2 separate regions of the Homo sapiens genome follow, and region 1 is linked to region 2. Evidence: chromatin contacts called from ENCODE Hi-C or POLR2A ChIA-PET data. All regions are on one chromosome and are shown on one strand. Each heading gives the region's core, a stretch centred on a gene start or an enhancer-like site at or near the end of the contact. The rest is flanking DNA. Distances are from core to core; before and after follow the strand shown. Region 1 overlaps LFNG (LFNG O-fucosylpeptide 3-beta-N-acetylglucosaminyltransferase). Region 2 holds the start of GRIFIN (galectin-related inter-fiber protein).

Region 1 (5,555 bases), core at 857-3,356, 54 kb after region 2:
GCATGGCTCACCTGTCCCGTGGGCTGTGTTTCTTGTTGTTTTTCTCTTTGCAAAGACATAGCTAGGAAAGCGAATGATAAGGGAAAAGTTCTCAGGGAATTGAAGTGTTGTTGCTATGGTGACGTCCTTTTGCTGTGAATAAAGGTGCTCTTTGCAGCAATCCTGGGGGTCCTGGTCTTGGCTGGAGGTGGGGCCTAAGCCCCAGGGCAGCCAGGGTCAGGAGAGGCACACAGGTGAAGGGGAGGCTTGGCCTTGGGTGCACCGCATGGAGCAGGTAGATAGGAAACGCTTAGAGACAACTATTTTGGAACGAAACCTGGCGTCACTATAGCTGCCTGCTGGTGACTACAGGTGCGGCCCACCCAGGGTCAGGGTGGTCGCTGGAGCGTGAGCCCTGTGCTTCCAGGAGGAACAGGTCTAGGATGCTGGGGGCTCTAGGTCCCAGCCAAAAGCACAACCCCAAGGCTCTGGCCTGGTCTGGCCACTGGGGAGCCCAGCCCCTGCAGGAGGGACAGTGACTCCTGTGACCGGGCCTGGGGCCTCCTTATCCAACTTCACTCCTGCCACGAGCTCACAGAGTCCACATCATCGCCTCACTTTGCAGGTGGGGAAACTGAGGCACGGAGCAGCTGATGCCCAAGGTCCAGCAGCCATGCTGGTGGGCTGGGGAGGCGCTCAGACTCCAAGCCAGGCAGGCCGTGGGTCCGGCCGCCCCACAGCTGGTAATGCTGCACCTCCCTCTCCTGTGATGTGGCCCCAGGCCCCGACCCCGCTCAGGGGTGGTGGGAAGAGTCCTGGAGAGCAGGAGCAGTGCCGGAGCCCCCACTGCAGCTGGTCCCAGCCCCTGCAGAGATCCAGACGCTTGTTTTTTAAATACAGCAGCTCTGCGGTGCTTTTCCTTCCTCAAATCCAGCCTTTGAGGGTGACTGAGTAGGGGACGGGTGCTGCAGCCTCTGCGGGGATTCCCTCCCCTCACCCTCCTGGCAGCCCCGGGGCGGCTCACTTCCTCTTCACCATGAGCCCCCACCCCTTCCCTGGGGCTTACACCCTTGGCCTGGCACTGCCCTGGCCGCGCCCCTTGCAAGTTCCTGCTCTGGCCTGACCCTGCTTCCCCCGACCCCAGGGCTCCAGGTCCCCCTCCTGGTGCCTCTGCACCCCCCACTCTGCTCCAAGGAGACGACACACTGTGAAAAGTGCCTCTCTATGGGGGGGTGCCTTGCCCTCCCCCGTCGCTGCCCCCTCCAGAAGAGTGCTGACGTGCTGAATGGGCCTGCAGAGACCCCCTTACTCTAAGCCTGGCTGGGGGCTACCCTGGCCTTGGGGGCGGCTGGCAGGGCTGTGACCCCACCTTGGCCTTGGACGGTCCTGAGTCAGCAGAGCAGCTGCCTGGGGGGTGTGGACAGTGATGGGGATGGCGGGAGGATGGAGGGCCCTCACCGTCACGTGGCCTGACCCCCGTCTGGGTGGCTGTGGTCCTCCCTGAGCACCCACCATGTGCCCACCCACTTCTCATAGGACGGCATAGGCCCCTCTTCTGAACGAGGAAGCTGAGACTCTGGGGTGGGGCGGGGGGGTCGTGACGGAACAGGCTGCGGGCAGAGGCTGCTGGCCTCCTTCCTGCCCGGCTGACTCAGAGGCTTGGGGCCTTCTGCCCTGGCCCCGACGCTGTCCCCGCCTGCAGCTGGCATCGCCTCCCCACAGAGCTGGTGGGGCCCCGGGGGCAGAGGTGTGGCTGGACCCAGGGGTCGGACAGACCCATGGATACAGCTGTGGGGGCCCTGCCAGGGCTTGGGGAGTCCCCATTAATGTTCATATGTCCCTGTGTGTGGAGCGGGGTGGGAGTGGGGGCTAAGTGGGCATCGGGGAGAGCAGAGGAGCAAGAAGTGGGGTGGGGAGGAAGCCCGGCTCCTCCCGAGGCCTCGACCTCTCCATCTGACAAATGGGAACAAAGGTAAATGCAGTCCCCGGGTGCTGGAGGTCAGGGGGTGTTTTGGAAGGTGCACAGGACAGCGCATCTGGCCCCTTCCTCTTCCAAGCTGAGGGAGGGACGTTTCTCTGCCCTCAAAAGGGGAAGCAGGCCCAGCAGTGTCTTAGGGGAATGAGGCAGCCTGACCTCTTCCATCCACCGCCCCCCCACCCCCCAGAAGGTGACTCACCCGGCAGGGGAGGTGAAGTCATTCCTCCCCCAGGTACATTCTGGGGACAGCTGTGTCCCACCCACCAGTGGTGCCATCACATCAGATTAGAGGTCTGGTCAGAAAGGGGCCTGGCTGGTCCCTGGGGCTCCATGTCCCCCCAGTCTAGCCCAGCCAGGCCCCCTTTCCCAAACTTCTGATCATTAATGGGGCTTTCAAAACAAGTAAAACTGCAACCACAGGGGCTGCAGGGCGCTCAGCGAGGGTGGCAGACCTCAGCCGCCACCCCTGCTTCCGTTCTGCCAGGCGAGTGCCTGGGGAGCCCCAAGGCTGCTTGGGGTCTGGGAGGGGCTGCTAGGGTGGGGCGCCTCCCCACTCAGTTGAAAGGAACTTCCCTTCCACTGGGGCCATCAGGGCCAACTTCCTGGAAGAGGTGCCTCTGAGCTGAAGCAGGAAGGCTTTGTCAAGATGGAGTAGGGAGAGAAGGGGCCTTCCAGGTCTCAGCACAGCCTGGGCAAAGGTGCAGAGGTGGGATCCACTGGGAGGACTGGAAGCCTGGGAAGGAGGGCAGGCAATGCAGTTGGGTCTCTTGATCCCCCCTCCCCAATCACAGACAACTAGGGCTCTCCACAGGCTCAGAGGGGCCAGGGCCAGGCTGCTATGTGACTTCAGCCATTCTTGCCGGGTGGGCCTGGGGTCAGAGGGAAAGCAGGGACCAGGGCCAGATCCATCTTCGAGTCTGTCAGAACAATGGGCAAGTCTTGTTCCCTGCTGGGTCCATGTGCCCACACAGCCTCAGCCTTCTTAGATATTCTGCAGGGTGACCCCCTGCTTCTGAGCCCAGAATTGGACACACAGGAAGGCCCTTGGGGCCAGGCGTGGTGGCTCACAGCCGGGCTGTGCCCTCTGCCTGGAGCCGCAGCCTGGATGCCTCCCACCCCACATTTAGGCTTCAGGCCCCACAGCTGCCTCTTCCCAGAACCCTCCCGGCACGCACTTCGGCGACTCTTACAAGTACCTGTTCAGCGTCAGCCTTCGCCCAGGAGTGCAGGCTGGGGACGAGGGCAGTGGCCACCTCTGCCGGTCCTGTCAGCACCTAGTGCAATGTCCAGCCCACCGTGGGCACTCAACGCAGGCGGCTGTGCTGCCGCAGGTCACAGCACCAATCAGACACCCCCATCCCCACACACACCCTGCACCGGCCCACGCGGCCATCACACTCGGAGCACACGCGCTCCGATGTGGCTGCACTGTTGGCACACGCACAGGCGCGCACGTGGGCGCATACACGCCGGGGCGCCCTGACCTCCCCGCACGCCCTCCCGCAGCCGCCCCGGCCTCTGTCCCCACGCGTGTCACACACGGCTGGGTGTGCTCGCTCACGCCGTCCCGCGACGTTGCTCCAGCCGGTGCCCGGAGCTCGATCGGGAGAGCTGCTGTTGGCCGCCTCTGCCTGCCAGCGTTTGCCAAGCGGTTTCCATGGTGACACATCTTGGCTCCGACAGGAACCAAGGAGTGTGGGGAAGAGGGTCCCCACGGAGGGGGCGAGGCGAGGCAGGAGGTCTCTGCGTCTTCAGGCTCCCGGCAGGCATGGGGGGCTCCACGAGTGCAGACACCCCCCAATCCCAAGCCAGGCTTGCACCCCGAGAAGGAGGCTCTGGGCTGGTCCCTCTGGGCTGCCTGGCACAGGGACTGACTTAGGTCAGTCAGTCATTCAACAAACTTTCTGGAAGAGCCACTCTGTGCTCACAGCCGGGTCTACGATGCTGCCCAAGACGTGGTCTCGCAAGAGGCTCGGAGTCGAATCCTGAGGCTAAACTGACGTCCCGCCACCCTACTGAAGGCCCCATCTAGCAGGTTGGTCCGTGGCTGCGTAAGCACCAAGGCCCACCAAGCACTTTCTCAAAGGGGGGCTCCCCTCTGTGGTAGATCAGTTACAAACGTGTCCCCGATGCCCCACTCCTCCCTGAATCACCACGCCCTTTGCTGTGTGACTTTGCCCCAACTCCTGTCTAGAGGTGGCGTCTACTTCCCCATCCTTCAATCTGAGCCTGTCTTATGACTTGCTGTGGCCAATAAAAGGTGACAGCAATGACATTCCCAGCTCTGAGCTTAAGCCTCCAGGGACATGCGTGCCTCTGCCTGCTCTCCCCGACTCCTGCTATAGCACGAGAACGGGCTGGGCTGCTTTGCTGGAAGGCAAGAGGGCGATGGAGCCTGGGTCACCCTAGCTGAGGCCATCCTGGACTAGCTAGCTCCCAGCTGCCCACAGATGTGTGAGTGAGCCCAGCTAGGACTTGCCAGGCCTAGCAATGAGCAGCAGTACCACCAGGCCCTTTAATACTAAGGACATGTGAAGTCATGTGTTTGGAGCTATTTGTTACTCAGCACTAGCTACCTGATACCCCTCTCTCTAGGGCCCTGGCCAGCAGCTGCCCAACCTCAGTTAGCACAGGCCAGAGGCTCTAAAAGTTCCCAGGGGTGCTAAGAACCAGGCCATGGTGACAGCTGGATTCCGCTGGCTAACAGTGCCAGAGGGTGCCGGGGACAGAGCTTGTGGGAGGGGGTTCCCATGACAAGTCCATGGCAGGAGCTACTGAAGCAGAAGCACGAGTCTCCACTGCCTTTCTTTGCCTCGGTTTTTCCCCCTGTGAAATGGGCCCATCACCCTGTCCTGTCTCTTGGGGACCCCTGGTAAGGTAGCGTGTGTGGCAGCTGGAAACAGACCTACTACGTGCCAGCCCCGGGTTGCAACCTAGGGAGAGAGGCCCATTGCTGCCTTCTAGGTTCCCACAACTGAGAAGGCAGCGTCACTAATCCCAGCTTACAGACTGGAAACAGTGGGGAGAGGATGAGTGGCTTGCCCGAGGCCCAGGACACACAGGAGCAGGTGGGCATGGCCACAAGCCCCGGCTGGGTCTGAGCTGGTGGTTATCTTCATGTTTTTCTCCCTGTGGTCACCTTTTTGGAAATTTTTTTTTTTTTTTTTTTTTTTTTTTTACATTTGACTATTTTCTTGTTTATTGGTATTTCTTTGGGAGATTTTTTTTTTTTTTTTTTTTTTGAGATGGAGTTTCGTTCTTTTTTTTTTTATTTTTTTTTTTTTTATTGATCATTCTTGGGTGTTTCTCGCAGAGGGGGATTTGGCAGGGTCACAGGACAATAGTGGAGGGAAGGTCAGCAGATAAACAAGTGAACAAAGGTCTCTGGTTTTCCTAGGCAGAGGTCCCTGCGGCCTTCCGCAGTGTTTGTGTCCCTGGGTACTTGAGATTAGGGAGTGGTGATGACTCTTAACGAGCATGCTGCCTTCAAGCATCTGTTTAACAAAGCACATCTTGCACCGCCCTTAATCCATTTAACCCTGAGTGGACACAGCACATGTTTCAGAGAGCACGGGGTTGGGGATAAGGTGACAGATCA
Region 2 (5,740 bases), core at 1,350-3,849:
ATGATGACGGATATAGATGGTATATACATGATAGATGATAGATATTGATGATAGGTAGAGATAGAGATGAAGAGATGCCCGGTGTTGGTAATTGTAGTAGAATTAACATGCAATTACGAAATCTCATTGTGTGTGCCCCTGAAGTCACCTTCCCACCCCGGGGCTCTTCGGCTCTTCGAAGGCTGAGCCCTTCGCATACAGGAGGCAGGAGCCACAACTCCCATTGTATAGGTGTGGAACCTGAGGCTGGTTGGGGGGACTTGTGGATGGTCACGCAGCCAGGAGGGGCAGGCCTGGGGGACTCTCCCCACAGTGCTCATGTCCCCTTATGAGGCCTCCGGGGCCTTCCTGCTCCCACCACACACCAGCCTGGCTCTCACCACCACACACACATGAGGCTGCTGGGACAGGCTCACGTCTCCCTCCAGGTGGGACAGGAGAAACAGGAAAGGCCCCTGCAGGAAGTAGGGGGAGAGGGAAGCCTTGGGGCCTCTGAGGAGATGGCTTGGACCAGGCAGGACATGAGTGCCCCAGGGCTGACCCTTCCCACCAGGGCTGAGCCGTGGCAAGAGCCTGAGCCCAGTGGTCCTGGGTGGGGACTGGCCCAGGCCATGCCTGCCCCTGCCTTTCAGTCCCCTGGGCCCCGCTGGGACCTTCTGGCCCATGGCAGGTGCCCTCCCCACACAGGATGCCATCCGACACCCCTCCCCGGTCCAGGTCCATCCCGGCCGTATGCGAGACCGTATACGGCGAGGCCGTATGCAGGCCGCCGTATGCGAGAGCTTCAGCATCCTGGGGACAAAGTGAGGGGGTTGGGTCGTCTCTGGAGTGTCGGTCTCAGGGTCCCCCAGCCCCCCAGCTTCCAGGGCTGCGTAGCACCGGCCCCACCTGAGCCTCCCCCTGCCACCCCCTAGCAGCCAAACGCCTGCAGCCTTCTCAGAGTTTATTGAAGGTGGAGCTGCGAGGAGCACACAGGACCACAGACCCCCTCACCCAGCTGCCCCAGGGTGGGACTCCAGGTACCCTGGACATGGGACAAGCCGAGGCTGGCTCCTGGGGTGCAGGTGTCACTCAGTAGCCCCGGTCCCTGCAAACATCCAAGGCACGTCCCTAGCTCCTGCCCTGCCCATGCACAGACCAGGGTGGGAGGTGGACCATGGCCCTGCTCCCGTGGCCGGATATGCAGGGCTGGCAGGGAGAGGAGCAGGGTGGGACGCCAGGCAGACAACCCCTCCCCAGGCGGAGGAGGGTCCCCGGATCAGGGTGAGAAGCAAAATCCCTGCTGGGGTGGGCAGTGTGGGGCAGGAATGGGCAGGGACCTGGGTAGAGGCAGGGACTTTACCCCCAGCTCAGGCCCCTCTTGGCCAGCTCCACCTGGGCCAGGCAGTGGTCACTCAGCACGCGCACCCTGGTGGTGGCGCCCAGCGGCCTCTGACGGCATGGGAACTGTAGCACCTTGTGCTCCGGGGCGTAGACGTGGAAGTGCTCCGCGTCCCAGCTGACCTCTATCTGGGCAGGCTGGGGCCAGTGACCTCAGTGCCAGCCCCCAGGGCCTGGGGTCTGGTCCCGCTTTTAACGGTGATGTGCCTGCCGGCCGTCTCCAGGAAGGACAGCCTGGCAGGCCCCGGGGGTCCCTTGGCTTGGAGCCCCCAGCCCAAAGTCCCCTCCTTTCTCCCAAGATGGGGTGGCTGGTAGCCAGGGTGGTGGGTACCTACTGCACACGTAGGGAAACTGAGGCCAGGGAGGCCACCCAGACCTTGCCCTGGCCCACTGACCTGTAAGCGTCCACCGTGAACCCGCTGCCCACTGGCCCCCTGTTCCCCCACGGGCCTTCCCTGCCTAGCCCAGGCCCCACCCAGGCCCCTGTCACCTCAAAGGGCTCCCCCGGGGCCAGCGGGAAGATGCTAGACACCTGCTCCGGGCCCCAGCGGCCGTACTGGAAGGCATTGCCCACCACAGTGGCGCTGGAGAACCGGGGCTTGATGTGGAAGGCAATGTCCCCCGTCTCCAACAAGAAGTTAGTCTCGAACCTGGGGCGGACATGGTGCGGGTCAAGAGCTGCAAAGAGCTGGGCCGGCCACCCAGCCCAAGGCCCAGCGAGGGGAGGGCGGTGCCGCTGACCTGTCCTCTCCAGAGTCAGCATGTCCCTGGACCAGCAGCTTCCAGCCGGGGGCCAGGCCGCCCGCACAGAAGGCTTTAGACTGAGTGGAAGAGACAGGGGGACCAGCCTCATGGGGCTGCAGCCTCCTCCCTCCCACCCCCACCCCCACCCTATCCCATCTGTCCAGGAAGGTCCCTGCCCACCCAGCCTGCCCCCAACCCAGTGCCAGACATAGGCTAAGGCTCTGTTCATCTGGTGTCTTTGTGACAGGGTGACCAGGGCTGGGGTGGGAGGGACACACCTGCCCAGCAGGCCAGCTCTGGGGGGACCTTCACCCTGACGCCCTCTCAGCCCTGAGATCTGATGAGAGGCCAGAGCCCATACCCCATCTCTGTGCAGAGAGAGCACGGGTGGCTCAGGGAGCCCCCAGCCCTGCACCGTTCTCCTTCTCCAGGTCCAGGGTCTCACCCACCTGCACTGCCATCTGCTCCCAGCCACTGTGGGAGGGCGCGGGGAGCCTGGGGTATAGATGGGGGGCTAGGGGTGGGAAGTGCCGGGGGGCTGGGGGTGGGGAGCGCCGGGGGAGGGCTGGGGGTGGGGAGCGCCGGGGTGGGGCTGGGGGTGGGGAGCGCCCGGAGTGGGGGGGCTGGGGGTGGGGAACGCCGGGCCCCACCCCCGGGTGACTTGGCAAGGTCTCTGGGCCCTTCCCAGCCCATATCTCCCTACCCCTCGGGCCTCTCCCTTCCAGCTGGTTCTCTGTGCAGGCGCAAGGGAGATGGGTCACCTGCCCCTGCTCCCCCAAGCCCTCTCCTGCCTGACTCTCACCCACTTCACTCCTTCAGGATCCAGGAAAGCAGCCACTCCTTTCTCACTGGGACGGCAAGGTCTAGGCAGGGACCCTGGCCCGGCTCTTCCTCCGGGATCACGGGCCCCTCCAGGGACTCGAACCCTCCCATCCGGCCAAGGGCAGGCTTAGGAGGGGAGGCTTGGCTGCCGACCCCTGCCCTGGCTTCCCAGGTCCCGTCTGACCACGTGGTGCTGCAGGGCCTGTCCCCCAGCCCACCCTGGCCCCCGCCGCCTGCCCCCACTGGCTCAGCCACCCCATGGGGCATACAGCAAGGATTAGGCCGGCGCTGGTCAGCGCATTCCAGGCTCTGGCAGGCGAGGGGAGGGCTTTTCCCACACCCAGGATGCTCCCCACCTCAGGCTGAGCATGGGGGGGACCAGCTGGGCCCTCAAGGAGGAAGGGAGGTGAGCAGAGAGAGTCTCAGGCTGTCGGGCAGCTTTGGGGCCTCCGAGGACGGGAACCGGCCCGAAGTGGACCTGGAGGGGGCACAGAGCCCTAGGGCTGCTGCAGGTGGGTGTGTGTGCAGCCATGTGCAGCCATGTGCAGTGCGTGTGCAGTGATCTCGTGGGTGGGTATCCTGGCTGCAGGCCGGACGATTGTGTGAGCCCATGAGTGTGCGAGGCATGGGGTGTGAGTTCCAGAGACTCTGGGTGACAGGGAGGTTTGCTGTGTCCCTGCCTGTGTGTCTGAAGAGGCCTGGCCCCCAGGATGCCCCCGCCAGGATTCTCCATTCTCACGTCTCCTGCCGCCCTGTCCCCGTGTTCGAGTGGGCCCTCCAGTCCCCCATCCGCAGGGGTCCCTTCCAGCCATTCTCTCCAAGCCCTGGCAGGGCTGACCTGGGTCCCGCCTGACCTCTCCATGGGTGCTGCCGCTGGGGCCTGTGCCCGGACGTCCTGGTAGGAGGGTGGGACTGCTGAGGCCGGGAGGGGCCTCAAGGTGGTCGTGACTGTCCGCCAGCCCCCTGGGTGGTGCAGAGCAGTGCGGAGCCTGCGGCTGTGGAGCCCGTCTCTCCTGCCTGGCTCGTAGCAGGGCTGGCCGTGGCCCTGCAGGGGGCAGCCCTGGGCAGCAGAGGATGAGCGTGCCTGCCCTCCCCGGCCACATCCGCGTCCCCATCCTGCCTGGCCGTCCTGGGGCCCAGCAAGCCGCAGGTCCCTCCTACGTGCCTCCCCCAGAAGAGCACAGAGAGGGAAGCCCTCACCACAGCAGGAAGGGGAGCCAGTGCTTCCTCCCCCTCCCTGTCCTGCCCCCAGCCCCAGGGACAGCCCTGGTTTCAGCTGCGGAGTGAGGACACAGAGCAGGACTCTGGGTACAGGACTCAGGGCCAGGGCTGTGCAGAACATAGAGGCAGGGGGCTGGAACAGGCTTCCCACCAGCTGACAACCTGGCGCTCGTGGCCTCTGAGCCTCAGTCTCCCCCACCGTCCGCTGGGCACAGCAGTCCAGCAATGCCATCTGCTGTCCATGCCTGGGTCCTGGCAGGGTAGGGTGGCCCAGGCAACCACAACCCTGGACACAGGAGCCCGGCCGTCATCCCCTCGCTTTGGGGTCTGTGGGGGCAGCGGTAGAGGGCCTGGGTCTCAGGAGCTGCCTAGAGCCCCAGACATCAGGGGCCCTGTGGGTGGGGCTTGAGCCCCAGACTTGCCAGACAGAAGGCCTGCGTGCCGCTGCCTGGGATGAGGGGGGCCTGAGGTCCCTGCTTCTGCCAGGCCCACTCCTCTCTGAGCTTCAACCTCCCCATCTGGGCAGTGGGCTTGTGTTACAGGAAGCTCAGCAGGCTTCGAGGCCAAAAGGGCTGTGTGAGCCCAGTCCGGGCACCCACAGTTCTCAGAAAGCTGCATGCCTCCTAACACCCAGGGAGAAGCAGGCTGGCCCTCGTCCCCATGGTGACACGTGTACTTGGCCTGTGTGTAGACTTGTGACCTCACCCCGTTTACTGTGGCTTCAGAGCCTCTCCCTCCTGGGGCGGGAGCCAGGAGCCGCCAAAGATCTCGGCAACCCGGACAACCAAGGGCCCAGAAGTCAGAACTGGGTGGGTGACAGAGAGAGACCCCGAGCTCTGCAGGCACAGCCCGTCCTCAACCCTGACTCCAGGGAGTGCAGGTCCAACCCCGGCCCACTCCCCGCTGGCCAGCCTCAGGGGTCGGGGTGGCACAGCAGGCAGTGCCCATGCTGAGTTGCTGGCTGGGCACCAGCCACTGGGTGCTGTGGCTTGGGGCCCGGGAGCAAACAGACCTCTCCTTCTCCTGTCCCACACGCCCACCCGGATGCGCGGTTTGCCCAGGGGTTTTGACCTTCACGGGCTCCCGTCTGCACCCGGCTGAGCGAGGAACTTCACCAGGAGAGCGCCTGGACTCCGAAGCCCGTTCTGTCCTGAGCCTCTATCGCGAGGCAGTGCCCAGCATGGAGCTGGAACTCAGGGATGTGGGGGAAAAAATCCTGCCCATCGCATAACAACCACCACCGTCTACTGAGAGCTCACGCCGGACCAGGCGGCAGGCTGAGTTGTTCACACGTGTTACGGGTGGTTTTCTTTCTCCCCTTGAGGGAGGCTACGAGAGCACAGAGAAGTTAAGGGGCTTGCCCAAGGTCACAACAGCAAGGGAGTCACAAAGCCAGGATGTGAACCCGGCAGCCCGTCCCAGAGTCTGTGCACCCAAAAACCATGCTAGACTGTCCCCTGGAAACAGAGCCCCTCACCAGGCTGGGATATGGGGCTAACAGCGTTGGCTTCCTGGAGGAGGAGGCACCTGAAACGGGTCTTGAAGAATGAGTAGGAGTTAGAAGGTGGTGAGG

The links. Hi-C counts contacts between places; a loop is a spot of excess contacts on that map. ChIA-PET counts read pairs that join two places held with the same protein, here RNA polymerase II (POLR2A). Pooled maps may share reads with other maps.
Region 1: a loop to region 2 is called in a map of CD8-positive, alpha-beta T cell, with 8 times the contacts of the local background. The contact joins the enhancer-like site here to the promoter of GRIFIN in region 2. A Hi-C loop is called at or near these places in 27 of 168 maps with a recorded cell type or tissue (B cell, CD14-positive monocyte, CD4-positive, alpha-beta T cell and 15 more) and 18 of 50 pooled maps. POLR2A ChIA-PET finds 5 or more read pairs at or near these places in 16 of 52 experiments (B cell, CD4-positive, alpha-beta memory T cell, H1 and 11 more).

Annotation. Positions count from the first base shown.
Region 1 is chr7:2,528,270-2,533,824 of GRCh38, forward strand. LFNG (LFNG O-fucosylpeptide 3-beta-N-acetylglucosaminyltransferase) reads left to right here. Exons shown (of 8, transcript NM_001040167.2): 8 at 1-160. Among named protein-coding and RNA genes, the nearest start is that of MIR4648, 4.0 kb to the left of the region's middle. RefSeq lists enhancers at 100-1,074, 1,075-2,048, 2,480-2,629, 3,024-3,996, 5,182-5,555 and silencers at 1,080-1,139, 1,660-1,759. Within about 2 kb of position 2,107, at least 23 of the 41 ENCODE cell types and tissues checked have a DNase peak (open chromatin) inside an H3K27ac peak, as active enhancers do; they include B cell, CD14-positive monocyte, CD4-positive, alpha-beta T cell and 5 more, where a contact is called at or near this core.
Region 2 is chr7:2,473,799-2,479,538 of GRCh38, forward strand. GRIFIN (galectin-related inter-fiber protein) reads right to left here and starts at 2,600. Exons shown (of 5, transcript NM_001394787.1): 1 at 2,574-2,600; 2 at 2,122-2,201; 3 at 1,871-2,030; 4 at 1,343-1,509; 5 at 930-1,087. The coding sequence starts at 2,585. The coding sequence ends at 1,072. RefSeq lists enhancers at 124-669, 4,761-5,356 and a silencer at 4,042-4,111.